3 separate regions of the Mus musculus genome follow, and all the other regions are linked to region 1. A link is a loop called in an ENCODE intact Hi-C map of the cell type or tissue named here. Cell type or tissue: heart. All regions are shown on one strand. Region 1 has its middle 55 kb from the start of Gm25915. Region 2 holds the start of Acsl4 (acyl-CoA synthetase long-chain family member 4). Region 3 holds the start of Nxt2 (nuclear transport factor 2-like export factor 2).

Region 1 (2,500 bases):
TAAGATTCTCTTGCCTCTGACTCTGAGTGCTGGGATTAAAGGTTGCCTGTCCCCTCTGTCTCTTTCTTCTGTCATGCCTTATTACAGCTAGGCCCCTCCATCTGGAAATTAGCATACTCTTTCACGTGCTACTCTGCTAGTCTTGAATTGGCCTGACCTGCTCCGTAAAGCTAGGAATCCTAGAGGCTGCTTGTTGACCATCCCGAAGTAATGCCCAGTGCACTGGAGCCAAGCATGGATGGAGCTGCACTAATGTTCTTACAATCACCAACTCAGCCTGTATCCTCACCTCCACTCATACTGCCTCCAGTGAGAGTAATAAGAGAACTCACTAAATTGAAATTGCTCAGATATAATGAAACTGGAAACACTGAGTTCCAGCGACTCTAAGGGAATGGTGCATAAATTATACACTCTGTTCTTGTGCTGGCACAAACAGCAATCAAGACCATGATGAAATTACCCCAGAGTGACCTGGACTGTGCTGGAGAGTTGTTGTTTTCCCTAAAATGCTTTGAGAATATTCCACTGAGGATGGAGAGATGGCTCTGCAGCTAAGAGTGCTTAGTGCTTTTGCAAAGAAACTGAATTCAGTTCCAAGTACCCAGGTCAGGCAGCCCACAAGCACCTGGAACTCCAGCTCTAGGGGGAACTAATGCCTTTTCCTGGCCTCTGATAACACCTGCACTTAGTCACTTATAAAATCTTTCCCTGGCCTCTGTGGGCACCTACGCTCACATGCACCCCCTACACTTTAAAAAAAAATAAATCTTTTTCAAAAAGGGGAGAAATGAGATACAGAATGATCAAACGTGGAGGTTTGTTCAAATATAAGTTATTTTTGCCAATGGAATGGCCTAGCAACGGGCTTCAAAGTCTCCGTGGGATCCATAAGCAGCTGAGTCTCAGGTTCTCTAAGCCCAGGAGTCTCCTCGAAACTAACATATTTCACCGTGTTTCTCCTGACACAACATCAGCCACTCCCAGAAAAATCCAAGGGAAGGCAGAATTTCTGTAGTTGGCTGCCCCCTAGTGGTTACAGAGCAGCACTGACAGGCAGGGCCATAGCTACCCGTTAGCGTGGCTGCTGCAGCCCAGAGTTTATGCGGCTCCAAGATGCTTGGCTGGGTTTGAATTCAGCTCATGCTTTGCCCAGCAGAATCCCACCACCTGGAAGTTAACTTATTTTTTTCTAATTTATTTCTCACAGGTTTCTAATTTTATTTTTAAATTTTACATGGCCTGAGATCTCTATTTTCTTAATTTTTATTGTTAATTATTTTAAAATTAGCATGTAAAACATTAGATTTCATTATAGTGTTTTCAAGTATAATTTGTCTTTGTTGATACTCCTCCTCTCTCCACTCTCCCCTTCTACACCCTCTTGTATTCAGGTTACTTGTGTGCGATTGCACTCCCCTCTTCCCCAACAAGAGATTTCTATTTTCTAAAGGTGGGATAACAGACTACTTACTACCCAACCTACAAGCTAGACTGATGGTAGAGCAGGCATGTAACTGGCCTGTAAGGACACTGTCTCTACCTCTGTGACTTGATAGTTTGCTTCGCTGTTTGGTGCTAAAGACTGAACCCAGGACCTCACGTGTGCTAGGCAAGTGTTCTATCATGAAACTAAACACCCAGCCCATCTCTACTTCTAATGTGGACTCCTGTGAGCCTAGAATAGTTCAAGTGAGTGTGTGTCTTTCTGTGTGTGTGTCTTTCTGTGTGTGTATCTTTCTCTGTGTGTGTGTGTCTTTCTGTGTGTGTATCTTTCTGTGTGTGTGTCTCTGTGTGTGTCTTTCTGTCTGTGTGTGTGTGTGTGTGTGTGAGAGAGAGAGAGAGAGAGAGAGAGAGAGAGAGAGAGAACTGGCTCCATTTTTAGAAAATTCTCTGAACTAAGAATTCCACAGTCATATGTCTACCCATGAGTTTCTGTTAGCTCTACTTCCAAAATATGTCCTTTGTCCACCCACATTTTAATATTTCACTCACTTCCTATCTAAGTTCTAGAATTCCTTATTATACTGACATCAGCAGTGAGAGAAACATTAGTCTACTATTGTGATGTCTTTACTGGTCTCCCTGTTCCCACTCCTGGCTTCATCAACTATAATGATTTGCTAAAATATAAGCCAGGACATGTGACTCTTCTCCAATGGCTTCCCAATAGGTTTGCGCTGAATCTCAAGCCCCTTGTATGGATAACTAGACCCTGGATAATCTAGCATCCATAAGCACATTTTTCTGTCCCTCGCCACTCCTAAACACCTACTAAGCATCACAAACACAGTGTTTCATGTATCCCAGGATGGGTACAGACTCACTATGTAGCTAAGGATAGCCTTGAACTCATGCTGCTCCTACCTCTGAGTTCTGGGATTGCAGAAATTCTGCCAAAGAAAATATATAGTTGTGGAATAAACACATGAAAAGATACTCGTTTTCTAACTGGAGTTTTAATTTTTCAAAAATTATAAATTTATTATTTATTTGTCAA
Region 2 (2,500 bases), 150 kb before region 1:
AAACCTAATATTAACTATACAGCACCTACTGATCGTGGAGATAAAGACGGGAAGAACACAGGGTACAAGCTGCAGCTATGATCCAGCTGTTTGCTAACATACGTAAAGGTATGGATGCTGAGAGAGTATCTATCGAAAGCGAAGGCACCCTCCCCAAATTCAAGAAAGCAGCTGTTTCTAGAACCAAAGACACCACCGCCGCCGCCGCCACCACCACCCGCGAGCGCCCGGACCCTGTTACAGAGTGTCAAGGGAGGGGACAAAATGGAGCTGAGGTCTAGGGGCGACCTAAAGGTCGTTTGGAGGTCTAGCAGGCACTTGGTGTGCTCAAGTCAACTGAGTCTTGGCAAAGCCCGGTACCCCCAGGAGGAAGAGTTCTCTCAGGCTCTCAGGGTACAGCGGGGGTACAGGGAAGAGCCAGGTGGGGTTCTGGAGGATCCCAGAAAGCATCAGAGGAGATAGTGACGGTGGTTCTCTCCATGAGCCAGCGGCCGCAGCCGGAAAGCCGAGCGCCCACCCCCACCCCCCAAACCCCGACCTCCAGCCGGCTCAGGTGAGGATCCGGGAGCACGTCAGGAATAGGGGACTCTCCGGGGCAAGGGCGCAGCAGCCGCATCCTCCCCAGCCTAGGATCACTCACCGAAGGTGCTGCCTCGCTCGCTACGAGTCTGCCACTGGGTCCCGGCCTTAAGAGGAAGGAAGCTCCTGGAGAGGAGCTCGCGTGCCCGCTAGCTCTGGAGCTGCCTGGCAAGGAGGGGCGAGCCGCGGAGACCAGTGGAAAAAAAAAGAGAGAGAGAGGGAGAGAGCCGCAGCGGCGCGCGCGCAACCCGGACAGCCAGCGGAGGCGGGGTCCGGCGCGAGCCCGGAAAAGACGAGCCCGGAGGGGCGGGCGGAGCGGGGGAGCTCGGTGGTGTGGCTGAGCCCGCCGAATCGCAGGCGGCCTCTGGCTCGGCCCACCCACACGCCCGCCTCCGCTCACTAAGGACGTCACCGCCAAAAAGGCGGAGCCCGATCGGGCTTGCAGCTGCTGCAAAGGAGGAGGGCTGCTTCCGAAGGGTCGCAGGTCGCCTAAAGCCTCCCTTGAGCCCGCAGCCACCATGCCGCTCCCGCAGTGCTGGGCAAAATAGCCCACGAGGGCTTAGCGCCCAGTAGTCTAGAGCCGCAGAACTGGCCCACGCCCTAGCGGGCTACCCGGGACTCCACCCAGGATGAAAGTTCCCCCGGGGTCATCTTCCAGCTGCCCTTAGTTAGATACCTATCTTTGGACTGCCTCGTGCTTCCTATGGGAGAGAGATCTTAACCTAGCTCCTGAAAGCCAAAGCCTTCTATCCTTTTATCTGTTGCCTTGAGCTGTATTAAGATTCCCTGCTCACTCGGGCTTATGAAATATTTCCTGAAGGCAGGGTTTTGCGCGTCACTCAGCAAAAGAGCCCACAACTGATAAAAAGTCAGTGCAGTACCGTGAGATTCTATTGCTTCTGAGACTTCTTGATAAAGGCCATTTTAATCCCCCCAAGAATTGAGAAATTATTGTTCGTAATAAATTCCAAAAGGTATCTCAGGACTTCAAGACAAAACTGTAATTGCGAATAATAAGCCACAACAAACTACCAAGAATAAGTTGCCAGAAGAAATTCTATTCTTCCAGTTCCATGACCGGCTGCTTTTTTGCTTCCTGTTACGGCTGTTTTACTAGCTACTTTTCATTTCTCTTACAGAATGACTGTGTCTGCTACACACACGTACAATAGCTTGCCTCACATTGCTGGCTTCAGTAGTGCTTTAGGCTTTGTGTGTCATAATCATCTGGGATGTTTGTTCCAATGGGAATACCTGGAGAAATAATCCTCAGATGTTTTGATGTGGGTTTTGATTTGGTGAAATTTTTTAATTTTGGATTTTTAAGAAGCACCCCTGCCGGGCGTGGTAGCGCACGCCTTTAATCCCAGCACTCCGGAGGCAGAGGCAGGCGGATTTCTGAGTTCGAGGCCAGCCTGGTCTACAAAAGTGAGGTCCAGGACAGCCAGGGCTACACAGAGAAACCCTGTCTCGAAAAGCCAAAAAAAAAAAAAAAAAAAAAAAGAAGAAGAAGAAGAAGAAGAAGCACCCCGAATGACAGTATTAGTGTGCCTGGCTGAGAGCAGAAATGTCCAGCTTGTTTGAATGTTGTTCTACAGCTGTAGCACTCATTTCATTTCCAATAGAGCCACCAACTTGGGTATAAGGCACTCATGTGCTTTTCCTTTCACAAGATTGACCTAGAAAGTTCAGGACTTCAAACAACAAACTTAATTGTCATCTTTATTTTTATGAGACCTTGTTGTAATGCCAGAAACAGATAATTATTAGTTGGCTATATAGTCCACTAGGTACCTACAGTGTACAGAAACCTGTCATTTATCCCAGAGTTAATACCAAAAAAAAAAAAAATTGAAGGAACAAACCATCTATTCCTCCAACAAACCTAGAGTTTCGTAATGGAATTAAAACAAAAGTACCA
Region 3 (2,500 bases), 310 kb before region 1:
AGAAACGTGCTTGTGATCACTACTAAACTGTTTCTTGTCCTGCTGTTCTTGAATACGCTGTGGAAACACACACCGTAGGGTTTAGGGGGGTAGTCCTTGTTATATAATCCCCCCAGAGTGGCGAGAATCCGTGAAATGCTTGTATATTAAACCGTGAGAAATTGTAGGCAGCCCAGCGAAGCTTAGTGGCCAAGGCTCAAAATGGAGAACATTTTAGAACTTTAAACAGTTTTTAAACCCCACTGGCCGTACTTTAAACAGTTTTCAGCACCCCCTGTACTTTAAAATTTTTCAGCCCTCGTGCAGTTGGCGGTTGGTGTTACTTTCCATAAGTTCTGCCCCCTTTTCCTATTGGCTACGGACATAGATTCCCCCCCCCCCCGTTTCTCGTTGGCCTTCAAATTTTGGCCCCGCCTCCTCGTGTGAAGAGGTTCCCACCCAAAATTGAATATTTAATATTAACTTGTGCCAGGACAGGTAGCTGGGAACTTGAGATGTATTTGTTTTCCATATTAAGCTTACAAAAGCAAGGTCCTCCCCTTCTGTTTTGTTGGGGTTTTGGGGGGATGGTGTAGGTTGGTTAGTTTTTTCGTTTATCTGTTTCTCTTATGGTAAATAAACAGTTTGCAAGTAATTTAAAACGGATGGGCGGGATCACTCGGAACTGAAGGGAAACGCTGCTTAAAGTTGGAACATCGGGGTGATTTTAACACCGGACTGAGCTACTTCCGGGGGACAATGGGCGGGTTGAGAAATCTGTGCCATTGGCGAGGTTCGTTTTGTTGCTAAACATCTCATCCTTCCACAGCCAAAGGACCCAGACGAGCGCGGAAGTGCGGACATCTCCGGGGCCAGCTCTGGAGCAGACCATTTCCAGCCCCCTGATGGCCTTGGCAGTGGTGAGTGCGTGACACCTCCTGGCGCCCGCGGCTTGGCCGAGGAGCAAGCAAGCTAGGGCTCGGGCAGCGGAGGGGAGGGGAGGGCAGCGGAGGGGAGGGCAGCCGAGGGGAGGGCAGCGGAGGGGAGGGCAGCCGAGGGGAGGGGAGGGAGAGGGGAAGGGAGGGGAGGGGAGGGGAGGGGGGAGGGGAGGGGAGGGAGAAGGGAGGAGGCGCGAGCATGAGCGAGTGGCGAATCAGGCTCCAGCCCGCCAGCCCCTGGGGCGGAGCTCGCGCCCTCCGCCCGCCCCCTGCTCCGGAGATGGAGCGGCTGGTGGGAGTCCAGCAGCCTGTGTGAGGATGCAGCTCTGTGGCCGGTGGCTTTAGGTGGCCCTCTTTCCGTTGGCGCTTAAAGATAGATAGATAGATGATAGATAGATAGATAGATAGATAGATAGATAGATAGATAGATAGATAGATAGATAGATAGATAGATAGAGCAAGCAAAAGCTCCGGATCCCTGAAAAAGGGTGGCGATTGTTTTTATTTATTTCAAAGACTAGAACTGCCTCCACAAAAGGGTTACTTCATCAGGGATACTCTGGTGAGAATGGATCTGAGGGGTTTCATTTCTTAGGTTCTGCAATTCACTTCCAGACACGAGTGAGTGGTTATATAACGTAAGAAAAATGTCTCCGTGAGGCTGCTTAGACGTTCACTTCTATTTTGACAGGTTTTTTTTTTTTTTGGTTTTTTTGTTTGTTTGTTTGTTTTTTAATCGCAGTAGCTTTTGAGCTTGGTCATAAGCGCTTGAAATGAAGCGCTTTGCTAGCCTACTCAATAATTGCCCACACTTCACACCTAGGGTCCCTGCCTCTGCACATCTCCGAGTTACAGATACATGCCAAGCAAAGAACCAAGATTCATATGTGACGAATGAAAAGATGGGAGATGAATGTGTTTTAAAGACATACACCTAAAACTAGCAGCAGATTTTCAAGCAGAAATTTGTGCCTTAATCTTAATACTCAAATTTATGTCATAGGAGTGGAATTCAAATGCAGCTTTAGAATGATGAGCATAAATTGACAACTTCTTTTGTGTATTTTGTGCTTGAGGGGGGATTGGTGGAATTATAATCTACATTTGTGAATATTTTCTCGTAGAATTTTAAAACTTATGTGGATCAGGCATGTAGAGCTGCCGAGGAATTTGTCAATATTTACTATGAGACAATGGACAAAAGACGACATGTGAGTTTTATAGTCTCTATTGTTCTTTGTTTAAATTTTATTTTTAAAATACCATTTATCTGACCTGCATATGTAATTATGGTGCACAAGTTCTTGAAGAGTTGCTTTCATTTGAGTACAGTTTGGTGGATTGTTTTTATGTTGTTGTTCTTTTTTCAGTTTTGGTGTTGTTTTATTTTGTTTTATTGGTTTGGTTTGGGAAGTGTTTTGTTGTATTAAGTTTTTGTTTGGGTTTTTTGAAACCCAAACATGTTGGAAGGCTGGGGAAAAGATCTGGTGGGACTTGGGGGAGAGAAAGAATATGATCAAAATATATTTAAATTTAAAAACGTTTAAATAAAAATATAAAAAGAAAACGAGTTGCTTATAGAG

Evidence for each region. A loop is a pair of places that touch in the nucleus more often than their neighbours do. Peaks named below come from ENCODE experiments on the same cell type or tissue, not always from the same donor. Only the 100,000 strongest peaks of a DNase experiment are listed, where the experiment ranks them.
Region 2: it touches region 1 in a loop (5-fold over the local background); 10 of 42 quality-filtered maps call a loop at or near these places.
Region 3: a loop joins it to region 1, with 2.3 times the contacts of the local background. A loop is called at or near these places in 11 of 42 quality-filtered maps.

Annotation. Positions count from the first base shown.
Region 1 is chrX:142,539,426-142,541,925 of GRCm38, forward strand. No RefSeq gene overlaps it. Among named protein-coding and RNA genes, the nearest start is that of Gm25915, 55 kb to the left of the region's middle. In heart, a CTCF peak has its summit at 1,046 (motif pointing left); a DNase peak (open chromatin) is centred at 1,046.
Region 2 is chrX:142,389,665-142,392,164 of GRCm38, forward strand. Acsl4 (acyl-CoA synthetase long-chain family member 4) reads right to left here and starts at 871. Exons shown (of 16, transcript NM_207625.2): 1 at 641-871. In heart, a CTCF peak has its summit at 1,183; a DNase peak (open chromatin) is centred at 887; H3K4me3 peaks cover 1,579 bases; H3K27ac peaks cover 1,524 bases; H3K27me3 peaks cover 738 bases.
Region 3 is chrX:142,227,483-142,229,982 of GRCm38, forward strand. Nxt2 (nuclear transport factor 2-like export factor 2) reads left to right here and starts at 695. Exons shown (of 4, transcript NM_172782.4): 1 at 695-899; 2 at 2,042-2,128. The coding sequence starts at 885. In heart, no CTCF peak of the experiment used is centred here; DNase peaks (open chromatin) are centred at 849 and 999; H3K4me3 peaks cover 1,596 bases; H3K27ac peaks cover 967 bases.